Linked DNA regions of Homo sapiens: region 1 is linked to region 2. Evidence: chromatin loops called from intact Hi-C (ENCODE). Cell type or tissue: A673. All regions are shown on one strand. Each heading gives the region's core, and the rest is flanking DNA. Links, peaks and the distances in the headings are about the cores only. Region 1 overlaps HTR7 (5-hydroxytryptamine receptor 7). Region 2 overlaps SLC16A12 (solute carrier family 16 member 12).

What was found. Peaks named below come from ENCODE experiments on the same cell type or tissue, not always from the same donor. Only the 100,000 strongest peaks of a DNase experiment are listed, where the experiment ranks them.
Region 1: it touches region 2 in a loop (9-fold over the local background); 4 of 110 quality-filtered maps call a loop at or near these places.

Annotation. Positions count from the first base shown.
Region 1 is chr10:90,781,393-90,793,483 of GRCh38, reverse strand. The region is part of intron 1 of HTR7 (5-hydroxytryptamine receptor 7); the gene reads left to right. Among named protein-coding and RNA genes, the nearest start is that of HTR7, 71 kb to the left of the region's middle. In A673, for the core only: CTCF peaks have their summits at 5,191 and 5,397 (motif pointing right); no DNase peak of the experiment used is centred there; H3K27me3 peaks cover 6,122 bases.
Region 2 is chr10:89,419,527-89,431,617 of GRCh38, reverse strand. SLC16A12 (solute carrier family 16 member 12) reads left to right here. Exons shown (of 8, transcript NM_213606.4): 8 at 1-1,319. It overlaps IFIT5 (interferon induced protein with tetratricopeptide repeats 5), which reads right to left. Exons shown (of 2, transcript NM_012420.3): 2 at 10,621-12,091. Among named protein-coding and RNA genes, the nearest start is that of IFIT5, 11 kb to the right of the region's middle. RefSeq lists an enhancer at 8,404-9,603. In A673, for the core only: a CTCF peak has its summit at 5,181 (motif pointing left); a DNase peak (open chromatin) is centred at 5,167.

The DNA of each region.
Region 1 (12,091 bases), core at 2,335-10,334, 1.4 Mb before region 2:
TCTATACTAAATATATATATATATAATTAGAAATATTGATGTACTACTATAAGTAATTTCCCAATATTAAACTCTTCTTGCATTCCTGGAATTATCCTCTTCTATGGTTATTAATGATTCCTTTAGTTGATTTTCAAGTTCTGCCCGTATGTTATTGTGATTTTCACCTCTCTACCCTATCATAATTATGATTATTGGAGATTTGTGTATCTTCTTTTCAGAAATGTCTATGTAAGCCCTTTGCCCATTTTTAAATTGGGTTATTTGCTTTTTTCTTGTTGAGTTGTAGAAGTTCTTATCCGGAATATATTCTGGATATTAATTCTATTGAATAAATGATTTGAAAATATTTTCTCTCATTCCATGGGTTGCCTTTGCACCCTCTTGATTGTTTTCTTTGATTCACAGATGTTTTAAAGTTCTGTTTCTTCACATTTGTTAATTTTTTGCTTTTGCTGCCTGTGCTTTGGTGTCATATCCAAGAAGTCATTGTCAAATCCAATGTTATGAAGCTTTTCTTTATGTTTTCTTTTAGGAGTTTTATAGTTTTAGGGCTTATATTTAGGTCTTCAGTTCATTTTTTTTGTCGTTAATTTTCACATGTGGTATAAGGTAAGGCTCCAACTGTATTCTTTTGCATGTGGATATATGGTTTTCTCAGCACCAGTTGTTGAAATACTGTTCTTTCTCCATTCTGATAAGTTCTGATAAATCCATTTTAAGGGTTTATCAGAACCCTTATTAGATAAGCCTTTCCATTTTAGATGTAAAAATGGAAAGCTGAAAGTATATTTTCAATGTAATGATATTTTCAACTTATGATAGTTTTATCCACATGTAACCCCATTGTAAGTTGAGGAGCATACCGAATGGTAAAGTTGAAAAATGGTAAGTCAAGCCGTAGTTAGTTAGGGACCATCCATAATCTCTTTACAACTTATAAAAAAGCTCTCTTGTGTATATATATAATGTACAGTTGAAATATATATATTTAAAAGTGTAACCATTGAAAAATCCTATGAAAAAGATATGTTTATAATATGCTATAAATCAAGAATTATGATTAATTCCTGCTGGTATAGCTGCAGCCAAAAAAAACCAAACCAAAAACAAAACAAAAAAACCCCAACAAAACAATGAAAACCCACAAACAAACCCAAAAGAGTCCTATTACAGGCTGTATTCTTCATTTACCCAATTAGACGCTGAAGGCTTTAGAACTATAAACTTGTTGTTATCTTATTTTTAACTCGCACTACTTTGCCTTATACATGGGTGATGTTGGACTGGAAGGCAAGAAATTTGAAAATTTGATTCATGGATTCATAATTATGTTTTTGTCATTCAGAGATTGTATAATGAACTTGTGTGAACAGTTTTTAAAATTTTTCATGTTTTTGATAAAGTGGCTTCATACTCTGTTTTATTTCATCCTTGCAACAGAGTCACCTAATCTTTCTGCGTGGTAAATGCTTCTGAAAACGAGGAGTTTGAGCCACAAGATTTTCTGCTCTTTTTACTGCTCTTTAATTTCCTGATGTCTTTTTGTAGTATACTGAAAACAGATTTGGAGATTTCCCAGGTAAATCCCAAAGAACTGTAAGAAACAGCTGTGCCTAGATATTTCATACTTGAGGAGCCAAAACCCCTGTCAAATAATGGAATAATTTTCATGTTTGTGAGAAATTGTTAAGAAAGATGATAGTGATAAAATGGAAAATTATTCAGCTTCAACTTACTAGAAATTGTAATCGTATCCAAGTGAAATAAAACACTTGGAGGGATCATAAACACAATTAACCTTAAAAATTCTTCTCTGGGCTCATTTGACATAGTATATGTGTTTATTCTAAGTGCAATTTTGGGGGCTATGACATTTTAATTTAGGCTAGCCTTGCCATTGCCCGCTCCTCTTCCCCCTTCAATGCACACAAACTAAAATGCTTACATACACCTGGGGCACTCATCTTTTTTGAACATTTTCAATCTCCTACCTCTGAATCTTTCTGTGGTCTTTTACACTTAGTCCTCTTGTTGAATTCTGTTCAGTGTTCAATGTGCAACTTCAGTATTAGGTTATCCATATAACCTTTCTTTAACTTCCCAGTTGAAATTACTCACCCCCAATCTAACTCCCCCTCACTGCTTTAGGTATTGTGTATAATATACATTATTTATGTGTACATACACACATACACTTTGATGGCACTTTCCACATTTGTCTCATTCTAAATATATATATATATCTGTATTCTCTAAATGTAAACCTTCTTGTGTTCAGGTATTTGATAATTTTTTTGAGTTTGTGTCCCACCTAGAAATTATAACAGTTACTGGCCCATGGTAATTTCTCACAATAGAGAAGGGCTTAGGACAAAGTTTTCTGAACCCTGCCCCTTTTCAAAATGAAATATATATGTAGGATTGATAAAAATATATGGAAGAGATGAAGGGGAGTGTTTTATTTGTATGAATTTATTAGTTCAAATTTGTGAGATTTGATTCTTACTGCCATTCAAAAGAGCAATGAGGCTGATTTAACAAACTTCCTGTGAAATTGTTGTTTATGGAAGACAGTTGTAGTCACATCAGTCTAAGCATCCAATGTAATTTTCTCTCTCTCTTACTCTCTTTTTCTGTCTTTTCCTCTCCCTCAATCTCCCTTTCTCTCTCTCTCTCTGCATAATATTGAGAAAATCTAGATTTACATGGATGAGTAGTTACAAATGGCAGTATTTTTTAAAATAGCTTGCTCTTTAGTGTAACTGATACAGTATTTTTAAATAGCTTCTTCTTCAATTTAACTGAAACAGTAGCTCAAAAGGCTAGGAAATGCTTGTTTCAAATTAAAATCACAGCAAGTAACAAGTGCATGCAGTTATTAATTGTTAAATGTTCAGTTTAGAGAGTCAATTAACGGATTCATCAGCTAGTTTAATTTGTCACCGTTTGGCAGAAAATACCATATGAATGTATCCTGTCACTTAATTGAGTGGAACACACAAATGCCAGAGGATTGTATTCACTTGTATGATTTTATGTGAATAGACATATACAGGTCTGAATTAAAAGAACAAATCAAAACAGAAAAAGACCTGCAGTCTTGTTAATCGGTGTCACATTTTTAAGGAGTTCAAATATATCCACTGCAAAGTTTTATTTTGAGGGCTCCAGAAAAAAGCAAAGTTAACCAGGCAGCACAAATTAAGTCATTTGGGGTCTCCCTTGTATTAAAATTTGATAAAGAACTCAAGTGTGGGTAATACTTTTTATTCCAGTTTTAAAAATGATTAATATGTTTAGCAATGAAACTTGAATCAAATGTTTGCTGAACCCTGGAAACACATTTTCATTCCACATGACTAGGATAAAAGGATGTTAGCACTGGGAAGGTACATTGTGTCTAACTCTTTCATTTTTCTAGATTTGAACTGCGATGATGTATATGAAAGTTTCCAGTACAATGTGTAGGGTGTGCACTAAGTAGATATTTTCTTGAAAAAATGAAATGAAATAATGAAATGAATGAATCTTTATGGAACGCTTTTTGCATGCTAGGCACTCTGCTCATAACAAACCCAGGATGGTACTATTATTATTTCCATTTTACAGATAAGAAAACTGAGGCATAAAGAGATTACATAATATGTTCAAGGTCACCCAGCTTATCCACTGCAGAACATGGATTTGAAATCTGGCGCTCTGGACCTCCCCAAATCCAAATGTTTAGCCACCACAGACAGTATACCATCATAATGCATTCAGCAAGTGCAGTGCTTTCCCTAGTGATTTTTTTTTGTTTGATTGTGGCTGATTTTATGCAATCACGAAAGGCTGATCTTTCTGTTTTGTTTATCATTTTCATAGAACTATGATGATTCTTAATTGTCTGTTAACCTTCAGCAGTACATTTGCTAACAGCATTTAAAGAAACAGATCATGTCTCGGCACTTGGATTTATAAAGAACATTTGATTTTCCCAGTGAACCTTTCCACCTTCTTTTCAGTTCAGGCAGATGCACTGATGTGTGTGTGGCATATCCCTCCTGACACAGTTTTATTGTGGGCAGAAGAGAAAAAAATAGCATTTAAAACCAGAGACCTTGTTATTTTTTCTTCTTTACACTTCAATGATTGTTGATTTTGTGTCTTGAGAAGACTAGTTGTGAAGACCATGTAGGCAAAAAAAATCACAAAAGAGTCAAAGCAGAGGCCTTGAGAATTGCTTGAGAATTTATGCTACTTTCAGGAGCTTTTTGTGGTATAACAATGCAGAGCATAGAAGGAGGAAGGAAATGGTATTTGTTTCAAAGGATCATTATTTACTTCTGGTTTCAGTAGTCAGTTAGCCAGTAGATATACTGAGAAACTTAAGAAAGTCCCCATCATCTCTGTTGAAGAAGGATAAGTTGGTGCACGATGACAATATAACATTATATTGCATCATAGTGTTATGGATCAAGTGCTAGGGGATCGCGATAATGGGAGTAAGTAGCTGGGGTGGGGTGCAGATAGGAAGGACCTTACAGTAGAGGTGACACTTGAGCAAGGTCTTAAGGGATAAATAGGAGTTTGCTAGGCTATGAAGTGGGGACTAGAAGTGCAGACACTTTCTGTCTTCTCCACTTTGGCCTGTTACTCTATTTCCCTGAATTTTTTCATCAACCTCCTCTCTTCTGTTTTTCTTTGCTTTTTGTCAAAGGGGAAAAGTAACTAAACATGACTAACTGAAATAAAATGCTCCTTTATTTTTCTTGTTTTTCTAAGAGGTCTTATATGAAGTACATTCAAAATTTTTGTTTTGTTTTACTCTAAACAAAGTATAGGTAGAGCCATTGTTTAATCTTATGTCATACTGATACATTGATATCACAATTAGCTAATATTTAGTAAAAGAATGTGCAAAGAGAGTTGAGTTCCAGTAGCTGTAGGGATTAGGAATAACCATTTTCTTTTAAGCTTTATATCTGGATCCATTCTAATTCTTGGTCTCCGAATGATTGATCTTATTTGCTTTAACAAGTTTAGTGCAGTTATTTGTAGATGTATATATGTAGGCCTTTCCTGTAAGAAGTTGAGATCATCCCTATTGTATTGTGACCATAATCATGGATTTTCCAGAAGAGCTCCGTTTAAAGTGTTCTTTGGTAATTCCTTAAAAATACCAAAGCTGGATCTATTTTGGGCTTGGAATACTGTTTATGTACTAGGTGTTTCGTTTTTGGTAAATCTGGGGGGTTATCAGATCAGCTGTCAGAGGTCTGCAGAATGATGGCAAAGCACCTACATGAAGATGTTTACCTGAGTTACCCAGGTAATTGCTATAATCCCTTGCTGGCTGTCAACCATTCCATAATGGCAGTCTTCCTTGCCAGGCCTTTCTCCACTAGATGGTGCTAACACCCACTGTTGCAGCTCCGGCTCAGGGTAAGGGTAATTTAATAATCAAAGGCAAATCATTTATTTAATATCTATTTAACACTTACGAACCGGACCCTACAGGGGTTGTGAGTAGTGGGTTACGAAGACAACTAGGCCTCAGATCCTGACTTTGGGAGAATATACTCTTATTGTTATACAGAAATAGCAAGGGAGCAAGCGGAAGAGGTCATAAGAGAGGCAGTCTAATAAAGTGGTTTAACATGCGCATTCTGGAGACAGAGTCCCTGGTTTCACATCCCAGCTTGTTCATTTGCTAGTTTACTAGCTAAATTACTTCACTTCTTTGTGCCTCAGCTTTGTCATCTGTAAAATGTGAATAGTAATATTCACATTTCATTTACAATTCCTCATTCATTTACAATTTCTCATCTCTAAAATATGAATGATAATATTACCTCCTTCATATGGCTGGTGTGAGGATTACATGAGTTAAATATGTAAAGCACTTAGCACTATAGCTGACGTAAATCCCCACCCACAGCTACCAGCACGTAAGTCCAGTGAAGGTAGTGAGCTTTGTCTTATTATTTTTTTTATTTTTATTTTTTTTGAGATGGAGTCTTGCTCCATAACCCAGGCTGGAGTGCAGTGGCGTGATCCCATCTCCCTCACTGCAACCTCTGCCTCCTGGGTTCAAGTGATTCTCCTGTCTCTGTCTCCCGAGTAGCTGGGAGTACAGGTGCGTGCCACCACACACAGCTAATTTTTGTATTTTTAATAGAGACGGGGTTTCACCATATTGCCCAGGATGGTCTTGAACTCCTGACCTTGTGATCCACCCACCTTGGCCTCCCAAAGTGCTGGGATTACAGGCGTGACCCACTGTGCCCAGCGGTTTGTCTTATTATTTACTGATGTATCCCCAGTGTGTCTGGCACATAGTAGGCCCTCCTCTTTAGTAAATATGTTGAATGAATAAGGCACGGTTAGAGGATGGCTTTGTGAATCTACCTGAGTGAGTGATGTGTGGAAGTAAGGGTCTAACAGGAGCTCAGAAGCTTTCTAGTTTACTCACTTTCTTCTAGATTTCTGTCCTACTCATTCTAAAGAGGTATCTTATTATTAAAGTATGCCATTTTCCTAAGAAGATCTTCCTGAGAAAATGCAGTAACGCAGACGATGATTTTTTCCCACGTATTGTGCCAGAGAGGAAGGCGTCCATGAAGACCTTTCATGCCTTGGGCACCTCTTACATGGGGCTGGTCTCCTGGAGGTATCACCACTCATCCTGTCTGATTCTCCCTCTTGCCCTCTTGCTTTCTCTCTACATTGAACAAACATCTTGAAGGCAAATGTCAAGACAAGGAATAGGAAGAGCTTAATTTGTCACGTTGAGTACCGCTGTGTGTAGAACTGCAATTTGCATTTTAATGTCCTGCTTATTCCTGAAAAATGGCATTTTACAGATTTCCTGTATTATTCATGAATTTTAAGCTTTGTAGTTTAAAAATAAAAATTCAGGTAATAACCAAGAATAAGAGAAGTTAAACTCTGTCAGGTTTTCTTACTCTTCCCTGGTCTCATGACTTTTCCATCTATTTAAGCATTTCATAGCCTATTCTTATGTTGGTTCTTAGATATTAGGAACAAATACACGTGGAAGTGTTAGCTCAGGCACCACATCTGGCTTCCTCGTTAGCTTCAAATTCCCCAAAATACATATGTGGGAAAAAAAATCAGTGGCCTGCATAGAGAACCATGAACACATACCTAGCAGCAGGGGAGAACCACAGCATTTTCCTGATAATGAAGTGGATGAACCATCCTTAGCCAAGGCCTGCCGTGGGCCACTTGGCATTTACTGAGTGTTAGGGCACCCCGATGGTTATCCTCTGTGTTGGGATGTGTGAGGTTTATAATATTGAGTAAAGATCAGGTGTTAATCTGCCTGCTCTTCTAAATTATGTGTTTTTAATGAAAACACAGGTTGGCCCAGGTTAGAGATAAACCCGACATATGTGCTGAGGAAGTTCCATCCCAAGAAATGCTTGGAATGAGCAGTATTTAAGAAGGAAGCCAGGTGGTATGAAAGCACCTTGTAGAAAGGCCACATCCCAGTGGTCACATGAACACAGGTGAGAAATCACACTTCAGGGGCAGATACATTCCCAGGTCGGGTTGCTCAGCTGGCAGTACCATGGCTGCTTTCCAGCTCTCCCAAGAAGGGGCGTCAAGGCCACAAGACTTTGTGGATTGCTGTATTCTTGGCCCAATTCTTGTCATCAGGTGTTGTGGTGCGTTCTGAGAAGGAGTAAGAATTGTTGGGGAAAAAAATCAGCATAGTTTTGAGGACTAAAGTAAAGTATAAGAATGAACCATAGTATTTCTTAAAATACATCACAAAATCAAGGTTGGAGTTCTGGACGCTCAGTACTGGTTCTTGGCTGAAATGGCTATTGCCACAGGCAGTGTTAAGATTGGTGGGGGAATGCAGAAGTGCAGTTGGTTATTCATATGTATTTAGTGCCTGTGCACCAGGTACTGAGTCATGTGTTATATGGAGAAGTGTGTGTGTCTGGGGGCAGTGGAGGTGAGGAGGCAGATAGACAGACATTACGAAGGTATCAAAGGAATTTACATATAGGGTTTGAAAATCCCCTAGACTCTACTTCGCTTTCACCGAGAAGACAGAGTTCAAAATACATGTCTCTGCCACTTCTTTAATTAGATTGTCAATTAGATATTTAGGCCTTTCTGAGTGATCAAACACTTTTGATGTTTCTAGCTGCCTCTGATGTTTATGGGACAGGTACAGTTTTTGCTACGGTTTTCTGCATGTTTCATTCATTCATTTATTCATCCAACCAATATTTATTTAATGCTTATGTCATATCAACCATTGTACCAGGGTTTGGGTTTATTGCTGACCTGAACAATGAAAAACACAGTTCTTGTGCTAATGCGTCTTATATTACTGGGAATCCAGACAAATCAGCAGGTCACTTATAGCCTCCTGCAGCGGATGATGAGGTGATTCCCTGAGAACTCAGAGCAGGGAGCTCAGTGAGATCAGAGAGTCTTTCTGGAGGACACGGCATCCTAGCTGATATCTAAAAAATGAGTAAGTCTTAGCCTGAAGAAGTCTATGGAATGTTCTCAGCAGAGGAGCAGCCTGTGCAATGGTGGAAGCTTGAGCCTTTTCCAGAGTGGTTGACAACGTGAATAGGAGTTAAGAAACTGGGAAGTAATATAGAACTGTATGTTCTGGAACTAATGATGCCAAGTCATGTGGTCAGCTATTACACATTGTTCTGGATCAAGGTGAGAATCATTAGGCTTTCTCCCGACTGCCTGTCTTAGAGAGTGTGTTGGCTCCACATAGGATAAAGTGAAAGAAGGTAGTAAAGTCAATTCACATTAATCCCCATTCCTTAAGCAAACCTCTTGGCTTCCTGACATTATACTGATATTGGCTCAGTTGTAATTCATTTATTATATATACTACTGCATTTATGATAATATTGGGTGAATGTTTTTAAAAAAACTAGATAGTAGTAGAATTTGTTTTTATGGCTTCCATTTATTGAGGATGACCTATGTGCTGGCATTGTACCAAGGTTTTTAAAAGGGTTCATATTTAAACCCTGACATAGTCCTGTAGGGGAGGAATTATTATATTTCCATTGTGCAGATGAGGGCCAGACAGTCCAAGAGATGAAGTGGCCTGCTCTGGGATGCTTGCCTAAGAAGGATTAGAGCAGGGTTCAAACCTAGGCTAAGAGGATAGGCACAGAACCCCAATACTTGAGCTTCAGAGAAAGAACACAGAGGTATTTAGCACATGATGAAAGGAGAGTTATTAATGGATCTTTTCAGAGTCCTATATAATTAATTTTAAGATAACGAAAGGATTTTAAGAGATAAATGGTTAAATCTCCTCAGCTGGCTGGCAGCTGGCTGGCATCATGATTAGAGAGTTTTGTATGTGGTGTATTTTGTGACAGATAATGTATAAAATGTTATACTATTCCACATCATCTACTTAATATGACTTGTTTTAGTAAGAATGTAATTAATCCCCATCTTTCTTTGTATAATTGTATTGTAGCTGTCAAGAACTAAATGTTCTAGAAATTTTGCTTGAAGTCATAGAATAAAAAGGATAATTATATAGTAACCTTTCCCCGGTGGACCAACCTAGTTGGAAAAAGTAATGGTGAAGAGCCATAGCTACACCATGAGTGGAGCATGAGAAAAGAAGACCCAGGCAGAGGTGAACTGTGTATTAGTGGGGACTCCAAAGTACAGCAGAAACATCACAGTAATTGAAGCAGGTGACAAGGAGAGGCAAACATAAACCATTCAAGTAATGGGGTGGAGAAAATACTGAGTAAAATTTTAACATGAAATTAAAATCCAGTTTATTTCTAGTAGCATTATGGATGGATCAAATATTCTAAAAAGCCTATCTCTAAAAAGCAAAACACTAAAAAGCCTGGATAAAATTTTAAAAATACATACCATTTTAATTGCATGGCTGAGCTGGCAAGAAAGTAAGAGGAATCCTTAGAGATATGAAATGGAGAGAAAGCAAGGGGCCCAAGAGGTAAACCAGTATAGAAGCTATTAGCTTCCATTGGGGATAGGTGCTGATTTCTGGCGACCCAGAACTTTGAATATAAAGGCTGCATTCTGGAGGCAGGAAATAAACACAGGGCTTTTACAAAGTGGGGAGTAAGACTGAAGCTGCCACCAAATCTAGGGCTTTTAAAAACATGACCCAGGGGAGGAAAATTTGCCAGGGAAATTTGCCTTTTCAACTTGGGCACTGGTAGTGGGAAGTCTTTCTTGAGAATCTGTAATTATAGCAGGCACTCATGGGGCTAGGGGCTAAGTTCATCCTTCTCCTGAGGTCCAGAAAAAAATAGAGAAATAAAAACACTTCAAACTGGAATTTAATTTAAAGGGGTCCTGGACTGACAGCACTGCTGGCCTGACAGAAGTAGATGCAAATGGTAATTGGAGAAACAGACCCTTATTACAGGCCTTAGAGAATTCCCACAGTTCCAGTCCCAGTAAGCTCCTAGTCACCAAATCATAAAACTTATCAGGAAACAAGGCACTTCCACCAAAAACTATACACAGCACAATGGATCTGCAGACTTGACAGGTTAGAATTATCAAATACCAAACATAAAATAGCCATGTTCACTGTTTTAAATATATAAAAGATGGAATCAATGGTATGAGCAAGAAAGAAGCAAACAAACAAAAAACACCTCAAAAATGAAGCGGATTTGTGGGAAAGGAGAAAAAGGCCCCAGAATGAGTGGCATTAGAAAATATTAGAAAATTGTACATGTCAATGAACACTTGCGGAGCCTCAGAAGCATCTCCATGGATCAGGGGTTTACCTTGTTTTGGAAGATCTTTGTTGAGTCTTTTGCACCATTTAAGAGCACAATTATTTATTTATTTATTTATCAGAATGCCTTTCCTCTGGAAGAATCTAGGTGATCTCATTCCTTGAAGTATAGGAAAGGTGATGGGGCATGATTCTAGCAGGTTTGATTGCTCAAGGAAGTCAGGAATTCCAAAGATGTTTTGAAGAGATTTAACTTCATCATTGCCATCATCATCATCATCATCATCCCCATTTATACTTATTAGGGGCATACTATGTATCATGCATTGTATTGAAAATATAATATGGATTATTTTACTTAAACTTATTATAATCTTATTACATAATTACTATTAGTAGCCCTATGTTACAAGTGCGATAATTAAGCCTTAGCGGGGGTCAATGGTTTGCTCAAGATTAAGCCTTCTGAGCACACATTTCTGAATGTTGTTGCCTCTGGAAGCTGCTCAGTGTCCTCTCTTTGAAGCAGAGCAGCCAGTGTCGTATCCTGAGGAGTCTGGGGCATTGAGTGCAGTCTCTCGCCCATGTCTGTGGAATTGGAGGTGCCATGAACTCTGCTAGGGTGGTATCAAGGAGTGGAGCTCTCTCACCTGTATTTGTGATGTCCCATGCATGACAGGCCTCCCAAGGCAGGAGCCAGCAGAGCCAGAGGCCAATGCTTGGTCCTGGAGTCCAGCCTGATCCAACCCAGGCAGAGAAGTGAGAGAGTCAAGGTCTGCAGTCAAAGGAGAAAGTGCCCAAAGCAAGGAAGAAAGGCTGGGGGCTTGGAGAAAGCCTTGAGTAAGGTACCAATTGTGGTTTGACTGCTGCCTGTGCTTACTATGGCCACAGGCAGGGTTATGCCGTTAACTAAATTGTAATGGGCAAAGAACAGTGGCTAGAGGGCTTTTTCCAGCTAAATCTAGATTTTGATGTAGAAAATCTGAAGCATGAATATTTCTTTAAGTTGATGGGGAAGGACTTTAGTTCTGATTCTCTGCCTAAGATAAATAAACGAAGAAGCTTTATTATATAACAAGATAAAATGTTTGAAATAAGGACATTTGAAATCAGATTTTTTATTTCCTGGTAGAATAACACACAGTATTTTCTAGGAAAAGGATTTTTTAAAAAATCAGTTCTTATCTTCAATTAGAAGATAAATAATAGCATTGTGTTGACCATGTATTACCCTTCTGATGTCTTCTGGATCTTGTGGGGAATATGAAGTTAGTTTTCTAGTTGTTTCCAGAGGAGAATGTCTGAAAGACTTTTTTTCTCTTCGAAAGAGTTATTTAAAAGTAA
Region 2 (12,091 bases), core at 1,279-9,278:
CCCTGAAGGCTATTTAATCCACTGTCCCCTACAAGGCCTCACAAGTGCTGGGGGAAAAAAAACAGCAATGAGGATGATCCTGAGTTAATGTGTATGCTCCGCAAGAGAGCTTGCCTATACCTTGATTATTTCATAAAATCACATGTTAATACATTGCTTTCAGAATGAAATACTGACTTGATCTGATAGGAGAAAATGGTAATATTTCATAGTTGTTTTCCAAAGACAAATTTAAATGTTGTCTGTTATCTCCTTACTTAGTTTAAGAATTTAGTTTTGAACCCCATTGACTTTGTCATTTGCAATTTTAAAAATATTTGGGACTGGGCATGGTCGCTCACGCCTGTAATCCCAGCACTTTGGGAGGCTGAGGCGGGTGGATCATGAGGTCAGGAGATCAAGACCATCCTGGCTAACATCGTGAAACTCCGTCTCTACTAAAAATGCAAAAAATTAGCCAGGCGTGGTGGCGGGCGCCTGTAGTCCCAGCTACTCATGAGGCTGAGGCCGGACAATCGCTTGAACCCAGGAGGTGGAGGTTGCAGTGAGCCAAAATCATGCCACTGCACTCCACCCTGGGCGACAGAGCAAGACTCCATCTCAAAAAAAAAAAATTGGAAGGTATCTGTAAAATGTCAAAGTTAAGATGAAGTTATATCTGTTTGGAATAGCACTTTGCCCTAAATATCATTTCTTGAATTTTCAAGCCTAAAGATGTTTAAAAATATGAATAGTTACAAATATTCTTATACATATTTTTTATCATGATCACAACAAAATTTTGTTTATGTGGTTCTGCAATATAATTTCTGTGAAGTATTACAAGTATTTATGAAAAATAAGCATAGTGATCAGAAATTTTAAAGATTTTGTATAAAAACATTTGGGAGATTTGACTTTATACATGCATAGATTTGCATTTTACTTTCCCTTTTGAGGCAGCATTTTTAGAAAATCAGTAAGAAAAATGTACATCTTAAGGTCTACTATTTTACATTTCTACACAGAATTTTAGTGTTAATGTTCCATGTGTCTATACTGTTTATTTCAAAACTGAGAAATTCATGGGAATGATGTATTTTGTGGAATCAAGAACAAAATTATAGTGGGATAATTTTACATCTTAAATATTTCTTTCTACTACTGTAAGCTCTACTTTGGAATTATCTGAGTAGAAAATCAGAAGACATTATCTAACTTTGTAGATACACTGTATGATTGGGCTTTTTGTTCAGATTGTAATTTCATTAATAGATGAAATATTTATGCTAATATTTTCTTATTTCAAAAGCAAAATAAAATGAATTTATTGTCCTGTGTTTGGAAAGACATTTTTCCCTCGGACAAGAGGTTTGGACTGGATGGTGAGTGGGCCTGTCTGGATCATGCTAAGATGTGGTCAGCATTTTAAGATGTGTTAAATAATCAAATGATTTACAAAAACCAGAAGTCTTTATTGAGTTCTTCCAATGTGTGAGCTATTATGCCAGGCACTTCCTATGCATTGTCATTGTCGAATTTAATCCCCATAGTGACCTCTATTATTATCATTTTGTAGATGTGGAAACTGAGGCACCAGTTCCCACAGCTCAGTATCCTCTAGTGTGAAATCCTGTAAAACTGGGATGCTGCTGATGCTGAAGCCCTGTGTCCTTCCCCTGTGCCTACTTGGATTATCTTATGTGGGTTCAAGAAGCTGTTGGGAAACCGACGCTCCCTTGGACAGATAAAATCCTTTGGATTATGCTTCAGTCTTCTAATCAATATTGAAGGAAGATTCTAGATTGGAGATTTCCAAGAGTTTTCCCAAGAGGATCTATCAAAACCACTACTTTCAGGCTCAGTGGTTTAATTTGCTGTTGATTGATCCAGGCTTCTTTTGGGGAGCATTTAGGGTTGAGGGGGTGAATTGGGGAGCATATTTTGTCCCAAAAGTGAGCTAGTTCCACTGTCTGCTTTCCACATTACCAAAGTCAGGCTTTCTCAGTTAGGAGTTGAGTTCTTTTTGAATTGCCTTCACCACTGCCAGTGATAATGAAAATGGTAATGTCTATTTGACACTCCCCTTCCTGGTCCCAGTAGGTCTAATTCTGAAATTGTTTACTGAAATGAAATAGTACAAATTCAGGGTGGATATCTGAGTTTCTTTTCTCACACTTGAAAGTTTGAGTAAAAAAAAAAAAAAGTTTTTTTTTTGTTTTTTTTTTTAACTCCGTCAAGCAATAGATTTTTATATCTGTTGCCAGCGTAGCTACCAATGACAGATAACTGAGGTTTTGTCCCATAGCACGGAAAACTATTTGGTTGGGGAGTGGGAAGATATAAATAATGATAAAAGGACTGACATTTAAGACAAAACATGATGGTACTTTTCAAACATATACAAAAGTAGAATGAATAGTGTAAAGAACTTGAGGTACCTATCCCCCCACATCTACAATTATCTACCCATTATCCTCTCCCTTGAGAAGCAATTTGAAGTATATTAACATGTGGGCAGCTCATGTTTCCTTCAGCTGCCAGGGAATGCCTGAACTTGGCAAGAATAATTTGTTCCTGCTAACGGGGACATGTGTGGTTAGTATCACCTATTAATGAGCCACATCATTACTTACAAAGCTGATTGGGGCTCCTTTCTTGATATGGGCTTTGAGTGTCTCAATTGAAGATTAAAATTTTCTCCTTTTCTCCCCAGCCCCTAAGGATCTATCTACCTGAGGCCCAGGGCTGTATTAAATAAGTTAAAAGAGGCTTTTTTTTTTTTTCTCTCCTGACCCAAGAGAGTCAAACCAATGAAAAGGGATTTTGAGGTTTAGATGAGAGTGATCATTATTACTCTCATTATTGCTCTTAATTGTTTAAGGGTCAGAGGTCTTTTTGAGGGATCTGGGACCTAAGATTGGTCTAGAATTAAGTAAAAAGCAGTTTATTTTTGAGTTGAGTTGGCACTAAAAGGCTTTAGAATTAGCATTTCAAATGCAGCCCTTTTCACATTTTTCCATAAATATGTTTCTTTTGTGATGACAAGTTAGGCCTTTTCCCACTGACCAGTGTAATGATGGAAGAGTTCAAGGACCTTGTCCTACGAAAGATGAAGACCTATGTTCATTCTTGGATAGCTTATTTTTGCAACTGTGGGCAGAGCAAGGTGTGGGTATAGGTCAAGGTAGGGAAGAGTTCGGGAGTGGGAGAAAGGTTGGGGGGCAGCTTCTGTGTGGTTACCTGAGGTTCCGGCCCACGTGCAGGTGGATGAATCCAGATTTCTGACCCTAAGCTCAAACAGGGAAGAGCAAACAGCTCAAACAGCTTTCTAAAGCTCAAACAGGGAAGAGCAAAGCCTTTTTCAGAATCGCAGAACTGACAGGGCTGGTGTGAGCATTCAGTGCCCACACTGGACCTACGAAGTCTCACAGGGTGTAGTTCCTGACGTTAGGCTACATCCCCCATCTTCTACTACAATCTAGCGCCCAGTTTTTCTATCAGTTCCTTCAAGTACCAAGCCTCCCCTTTATACCCCTGACCCTGGGGCATTTTGCATATGTTGATCCCTGTGATCACTCTCTTCTCATATTTTGGGTCTCAGTTTAAATGTCACTGCCCTAGAGAGTCCATCTTTAACCACTGCCCTTATCTAAATTATACATCCCTCCCCCGCCACTACCACCCACATTCTTCATGCTCATAGCATTCTATTATTTTCCTTCAAAGAACATCTTTTAGTTATGATCATATATATTGATGTGTGTTTTTATTTTTAAATTTCATCTGCTCCACAAAACCACAGGCTTTCTGAGGATACGGATCATACTGACTCATTCACTATTTAGAGCAGTGCCTGACCCAGAGTAGGCATTCAATGAATACTTGGTCAATGAATAAATGAGTGTAAAGAACAAATAAATGAAAAAACTGCTAAGGAGAATTGTAACATTAGCGAGGGTGGGGCGGATTGAAGGGTTGGGGTGCAGGTTTGTTTGGGTGCAAATTGCTCTTGTACCCAGAACAGACAGGATACATTAGATGTTCCTAATTTGGTGTGTCAAAATAGGACACCTTGTTAGAAGTGTCACAAAAACAGTAGAAGCTCTGGAGCATTGACCATTATGGAGCAGGTTTTGGAAAGGGAATAAAAGTGGCAAAGTAAAGAGTTGATCAAAAGATATTAAATAACAAACTTTGGATTGAGGCCTGAATGTAAAAAATGATACTACTGTGTTCAACCCAGACAGGCTTAATTAAATAGCTGTTGTGCACAAATGAACGGAAACCCAAGGGAAGAGGAACTGTTCACACAAGGGAGCCCTGGAACGTTGGGAAAATGTGGATTGCACCTGCCCCAAACCTGAAAAGACAGGGTTTCAATTACAGGCACCACACAAACTGCTTTTACACAAAATATTTATGCCAGGGTTTTGCTAGGTGCAGAAGATGTTTCTGACTGAAATCTTTGTCCTGACCAGACCTATGGCTGCCCCTAACTCATAAAGCATTATTGAAAATTAGACAGTATGCTGGCAGACATTTTTAAGAGATGGTGAAAGGAGTTAATCAACCAACTATTTATCAAGCACCTCTTTGGAATCTGGAACCATGTTACATATGGTGGAGAATTAAAAATACACATAGGACCCCCTCCATGATCTCAAATTTACTACCTAATTGGTAAATTGAAACCAACTCAGGTTAGAACAACACCAAGAAGTTATTAAATGTTGACCTGAGGCTAAGGGCATGTGTAGTACTTTGAGGGTTAGGAGAGGAAGAATTCATTATGGGTTGAAGAAATTTGATTCTGGGGAATTTGAAGACAGGATTGAACAGATTGGAATCAGCCCTTACTTTTTTCAGGGCAAGAGGCTGGGAGTGAGGGAAAGAGATGTGAGGCAGCTGCTTTGTGTGGCTCCTTGAGGTTCCAGCAGGCATCTCAGGCCAGTGCAGAACCAAGCACACGTGGACATAAATGTTCCGATGACGGGTCCATAAAGGTGTCTGGGACTTTTGGGGATTGCAGTTGCCTTCTTTAAGTACAAAGCAGGGATTTTCAGGGCATGGGGTTATAATTCAATATTCATCTCTCAACTGTAAAGAGTGTCATTCTCTTCTTAAGGATCCAAAGTTTGGATCCTTAAGCACAGAAAAGAGTTTTAAAATTGACATATTATGCAGCACTGCCATCTGCTGGAATTAGCAAGAACACTTCCCAGGAGTAGGGGAATCTCCAATTGTTCAACTCCCCAAGGCCTACCTTAAAGGCACAAACATTAAAGTTTGTCATTGTTTCCTCCTCTTCCAACTCCCCCTTGCTCGTTACCCATCCCACATTTATCCTGTTCCTCTTGCAAGTATAAACACGGGGATAAAGATGCTGTGTTGCAGTTTTCAGCTTTTGGTTACCTATATCAGTTCTGTAACATAGAGTATCAAAGTTAATATGAATGATGATTTTGACTGGCTTGACTAGGGATAGCCATTGGTAAAACATAACGTAAAAAAAATTTGAAGTCCTCTGCCTTTCTCTGGAACCCAGATTGTCAGCCTTCCATTCTTGTTCCCACTGTGACCCCTACTAATGTGTTAATTTATTTGATGTGAGTTGATAAAGGAGTTAAAGTGTGAGACACAGAATCTCAAAGTTATACCAGAAGCCAAATGTTAGAAAATGTTGAAACCAAATGATACAGAAGAATGGATTCCATGTCAATTTGAAAACATAAAATATCGGATTATACTGTACAGCAAATATGACAAAGTGATTAAATTTACTTTAAATGTGTAGTGCATGTGAAATCGTGGGGATTCTATTTATTTATAACTGAAATTGCTTTCAAAGGAGAGTGGATCATGTTAAAATGAAAGTTCTTATGTAGAACTAAGAACTAAGCAACTCATAGTTGGGTTTGTGACTGAGTATGAGGATAAGAGTTAGAACTGAATTGCTCTGTTTAAGAAAAATGGAGGAACGGTTTTGAAGGGAGAAGAGACACAGGGAAACAGGCAAAGCTCAGAATCACAGAAAGAGGCAGGCATATCAATAAATGGTTGGGGATCTTTCCTTCTTTTCTTCTTTCTTTGCTCCCTCCATTCCTCTTTTTTGTTTCCTGTCTCCCCTCTCCCAATATCCCTCCCTCTCACTTCTCTCCCTTTTTCTTTCTGAAAAACAGAGATTACCTAATATTAACTTTAAAGTTGTAGATTCTTCTGTCTCCTAAGATCTTCTCAATAAAGGGTTTTTATATAGAAATGACCTGTAAGTGATTTTAGTTTTGGTGTTTTGGTTTTTATATTTGTTGTTGTTTGTTTGCTTTGGTGAGATTTGCTGGAGTTGATGTGGTATGGAAAGGAAAAGCATGTGAAGAGAGATGAAGTTACTCTTGAACAAAATTAATATTTAATAGAATTAGGGACTCGCAGCCACATTCCAAAGTCCATGGCCTGGAGGCTCAAGGCAAACTCAGGGGATGTTAAAGCGCAGGTGACCCCAGCCCTAGTTGTTACACGTGTTCCAGCGCCCTCCACCCCTCCCCATCCCCTCCCCGCCCCTTCCCTTTCCTTTTTAAATTGACAAATAAAAATCATGTATATTTATCATGTACAACATGATGTTTTAAAATATGTATACATTGTGGAATGGCCATATCAAACTATCTCCTTGCCTTCTTATTTTGCTCTCCACACTGGGTGAGGGTCTGATGCTGGTTGGTGTGTGCACAAGGGATATATCCTTCCTTCCAAGGACAAAGGACTGGGTACGTGTTCTGGCTTCTAATTGTTTACTGGTTCTTCAGTCTTCCAAAATATGTGGCTTCCTTTTTTTGAGGAATTTATTCCAAATCTTTGAATTCCAAAATCCAATTCTGGAAACAAACCCTCACTTAGATGGAGTCCGTCAGTTTCTTAGGTCATTCTCCCTGAGGTTTCAGAACAGCTTTTAATCCCAGCATCAAGAGGCAGCTAATGTACATAAATAGTTCCCTTTCCTAGTTCCTTCCAGGGAATTTCGGGGTTCTGTGTACAATAGTGTCTGGTGACCTATGATTGTAGAATGTGGGCTTGGTGTGATCCTCTAGAATCTCTCTCCTCTGGTCTGTAAAGATTTGGTCCTATCTTCCCATATCCTTCATTCCAAATTTTAAGACTATTTAGAAAGTATTATATAGTAGTTAAGTGCTAGATTCTAGAACCAGACACCCAGAGTTTGAATCCTTTTCCCACCTCTTATTAGGTATGCGACCTTGGGCTTGCTTAATGTGTCTAAATCCTAATTACTCATGTGCGAAAGGAAAGAATAAAAATGCCTATTTTAGGGGGGTTTGTAAGGATTTTACAAGATTACTACATGCCCTGCACTTAGAACAGCACCCGGCAGATATTGTGTACTATGTAAGAGTTAGCTATAACTATCATTGCATCACCGGAGTCAAGAACGCTAGTGTTCTATGTTAAGTGTTCAATCCAAGTGGCCTCAGTCTATGCTTGCCCTTCAGAGTTTGTTGTCTGTGAGGCACCTGTGTGCTCCCATTGAGGCATGGCTTTCCCAAAGCTTATTCATGTCACCTTCATTATTTCTTTAGTTACTCAGCTAGGTGCCATCATGAAAGGAGGTATTGAGAAATCCAGTTCATCACTTACAGAGGAACCCCTCAGTTCAGACAGTTTTGGGAATATATACATGGCATTTCTAGTACATTTCTAGTAATTAGATGCTGTTTTATTCCTCAAAGTGAAATACAAAATGTTGAATGAACAAATTCAACTTAGTAAATATGAAGTTTCCGAAGAAGGGGGTAGTTGTGTTTGGGGTGGGATCCAGTGTGTGTGGCTTGATCTTAGGAAAAGAGAAAGCTAAAGAAGAAGAAACCACATCCCAGTGAGGCAGGGAACTTTGGCTCAGAAGAGAAGTAGAGAGGAATGCGGAGGCTGGAGTCCTGGGAGAAAAGGGGATGTACAAGCAGAAAGAGAGGGGATGTATGAGCAGAAAGCTAAGTGATAAACTTGTTTTAAATATACACTTGCTATGTTGTTCTGAAGGGATAGAAAGAGGAAGAAAGTTAGTTTTGTGAGAAGGGGCTATCCCAATCTGTGATGGTACGTTTTATAATGTTATTTTTTGATCTGTTTAATATAGACTTTATCTATTGGTTTTCTGCTATGTTGTTAGGATTTAATTAACTGAATTTAAAGAACTCTTCTCATCCCACAACTCAATTTTTACTTAATTTGTTTTATAAGTTATACTAACATATTTAATTCTTACTCCATAAAACCTTAACTGTATCTTTTGAGTCTCTATTCTTCTGCTATGGTTTGAATGTTTTTGTCTCCTCCAAATTCATAGATTGGAAGCTTAATCTCCAATGCAACAGTATTGAGAGGTGAGGCCTAAGGAGAGATGTTCCTGAGGGCTCTGCCCACATGACTAGACTAATGGTCTTATGAAAAGGGCTTGCAGGAGTGAGTTCTTGCTCTCTTCTGCTCTTCTGCCATGTGAGGAACAGAGTTCCTCCCTTCCAGAGGGTGCAGCATTCAAGGTGACATCTTGGAAGCAGAGACCAGGCCCTCACCAGACACCAAACCTGCCAGCTCCTTGATCTTGAACTTCCAGTCTCCAGAACTGTGAGAAATAAATTTCTGCTTGTTAAAATTACTCAGTCTTAGGTATTCTATTATAGCGGCACACCAGAAACTAAGACAATTTCCCTTACCTCTCTTCCCCATTCTCTTTTCCAAATCAAATATTATAACATTGGAAAGATTTATTTCTTTATTTATTAGACAGAGTCTCACTCTTGTCGCCCAGGTTGGAGGAGTGCAATGATGTGATCTTGGCTCACTGCAACCTCTGCCTCTTGGGTTCAAGTGATTCATGTGCCTCAGCCTCCCAAGTAGCTGGGATTACAGGTAGGTGCCACCATGCCTACCTAAGTTTTGTAATTTTAGTAGAGATGGGGTTTTGCCATGTCGGCCAGACTGGTCTTGAACTCCTGCCTCAAGCAACCTGTCCGCCTTAGCCTCACAAAGTGCTGGGATTACAGGCATGCGTCACCACATCCAGCCATGTTTTGTTCTTTAATCATAATTACTCATCCAGAAAGTTGAAGAACAATAAATGACATTTATATTATGTAAACATTATTCACCTACTGCCAATTAGAGTCCTCTAATTAAATTTCTTTCACTAGATGTGTCAGTTTGATCCAAGATGGGATGTTGAACATGCAAGAAATGTAATGGAAACACCTCTGAGAAAAAACGGGAAGAGAGCAGACAGAGGCTGGGAGAGCCATCCAACTGTGATGCAGGTCTGACCCCATATGTAGGAGAGACAGAAGGAATAAAAGTTGGGTAAAAACATCTTAGATTACAGTATTGTTTTAAGGAATATTTGGCAAGGCTGGTGGGGAGTCCTTGAGTTTAAATTGCTCATCAGAGGAGTACTGCATCTCTCAGGAGAGGACATGACTTAGTAACCTTGCCACACTGGGAAGCATGGCCTCAGTGTAAATGTAGTGATAGATTTCAATGTGTAGAGATGGGACCTTCAGACAATTATAATCCTTGTAGCTAGAGATCTGAGAGGTGCTTCTCATTGCTACCACATTAGGGTTACAATGTTATTACACTTGAACTACTCAAAGGAGACTGTTCTAATTGTCAAGGCCAAATGGATTTTCATTTCTTGTAATTCACCAATTATATAAAAACATGCCACATTGTTTTATAGGTCTGTCATGTTCCTTAATCTCAGTAATGAACATATTCCATAAAGGGACTATCCTTGGGCCTGCCTGTGTTGTAGGTGATGTCACATAAGCATAGTCACATCATGGCCAGATAAACTCTGTCAATTGAGTTTGACAGACTCCAACAAATGGAGTTTGTTGCCTCCAACAAATGATTATCGGTAGAAACTGTAAAATGGGCATGAGTGCTACTGAACCAGCAGCCAGGAGAAAGAAATTATGGTCCACAAATTAGTTGTGAAACCTTAAGTCATATCACCAGTCCTGGTCTCAATCTTCATATCAATAAAGTTGGTTGGAGTAGGGATTTTCTCAAGGTCCTCCTGATTTTAAAGTTCTGTGTTGTCTACAAGGTTGTTCCTGAACTGAAGTAATCGGCATCGTTGACTCAATCTAGAAAGGAATAGTAACAGCTTATATTGCTTTTGAAACTGGCTGATAGCATGTGATCAACAGGTAAGACTATTTCTGCACCCAGAGAGGAAGCAAATATCTTTAAGAGCTCCATGACTGGGAAACCAGTTTTTCTGCCAGCTGATTTATCATTTGTTGAAAGGGCTTTTCTCAGCTTTTGTGAGTCAGGGAGCGTACCTTTAGTGCTGAATGAAGTAGTTTCCAAGAGCACCTTCAAGATTTGGAGAGGCAGCACTTCTTTTCCGGAAGGGTCAAATTACCCTGAAGAGCAATCACAGCCACTTTTCTGGGCATATTTATGAGTTTGTCTAATAGGCAACAAAACAACTTGGGCCTGGCATCATAGGATTCTTATCAGGCTTGACAGGATGAGTTCATCTAACTAAGTAGGATTTGGACCCATTTCAGAGACTTTGAGTCAGTTGATAAGGGCAGTTTTCAGAGGTAGGTGCAGGACAATATACAATTCAACTCAGGCAGCTTTTATTAGAGTATTATATACCAAGTATATGATGAGGAGTCCAAATGCAAACTGGATATTCAAGGAACTTAGGATTTCCTGGGTTAAGCCTATTAGCCTAATTAATTTTATTCCATTTATACTTACTTTTCACATGTCCATCAGTAGCTCCCAAACTTTGCTGCACAAGTTCCAACTGGGAAATCTAAAAATCATGATGCCTGGACTGCACCCCATGCCAATTAAGTCATTCTCTATGGGGCGGGACCCAGACATCCATGTTTTGTTTTAACTTTTTAGGTGATTCCAATACGTAGCCAAGTTTGAGGAACAATGCTGTAGACCTTACTACTCAAAATGTAATTAGAACAGCCACAGCATCCTCACCTAGGAGGAGCTTGTTTAAAGTGCAGAAATCTCAGGCCCCTTCTGTGTATGAACACAGCCCTGATTTATAAAAACAAGTTAACTGATGAAGCAAATAATCTTTTCTATGAACTGATGAAGCAAATAATCTTTTCTATGATTAACTGTCTGAGTAACCGCTTAATGTGAGTTCTTTTAATTATGTGGCAAGTGATAGAAGTTATGTACTTTCAGGTGGGAGAAATGGCCTGCTTTGCTAGAATATCCTAAAATATCTGAAAGGGACAAATGTGTCTACTGATAGGTCAGGACTTCAGTGCTGACTTTCTGAAATTCTTGAGTAAAGATCATTCCCTTCCTTGTTCTTCCTTAATAGATCAAACAAAATAATAATAATAATAAAAACAGAATTAAGTAAAACAAAAGATTTTTAAAAATTAATACGTGAGATACACTGCAGTATATATGTATGTCTGATTACGCATAGAAAAAAGATCTGGAAGTTTACATATCAAATTATAAGTTATAAGTTTACCTTGAGGGTGTGGAACTGTGGTAGGGTGAGAGGACTGCTCTCATTTTTAAATTCACATACTTTTGTAATTTTTTTTTGAAATTTACAGTGAGAATTCATTATTTTTATAATAATCAAACCATAATAGAAATTTTAAAGATGATAAAAAACAAAAAGTAAAACACACACACATACATAATAATTTTAAGAGTTACATTGGAGGAATGGAGAATTAAATCACATGGTACTTTTCCACTAATACTGTGATGGTACATAATTGTGTAGTCGGTAATCAAAGAAACTACATTAGAGAAGCCACATTAAGTAACATCCGAATTAAAAAGTCCCCTGGGATAAGAGCCCTCAAGCAGCGACCCCTCAAGGTGGATATTAAAACTGAAAGCAGTGCTTAACTCTTCCTGGAGTATCTACATGAAAAAAACAACATTCTGAAAATTTCACATTAAAAAAAAAGCTTCATAGAAGTCACTTTGAAATGCTAAAATAGCCAAAGGCCAGAAATTGAGGGTATAAAAACTCCATTCAGAACAGATTCAAAACTAGTACACTGAAACCTTGGTAATCTATGGGTGTAGG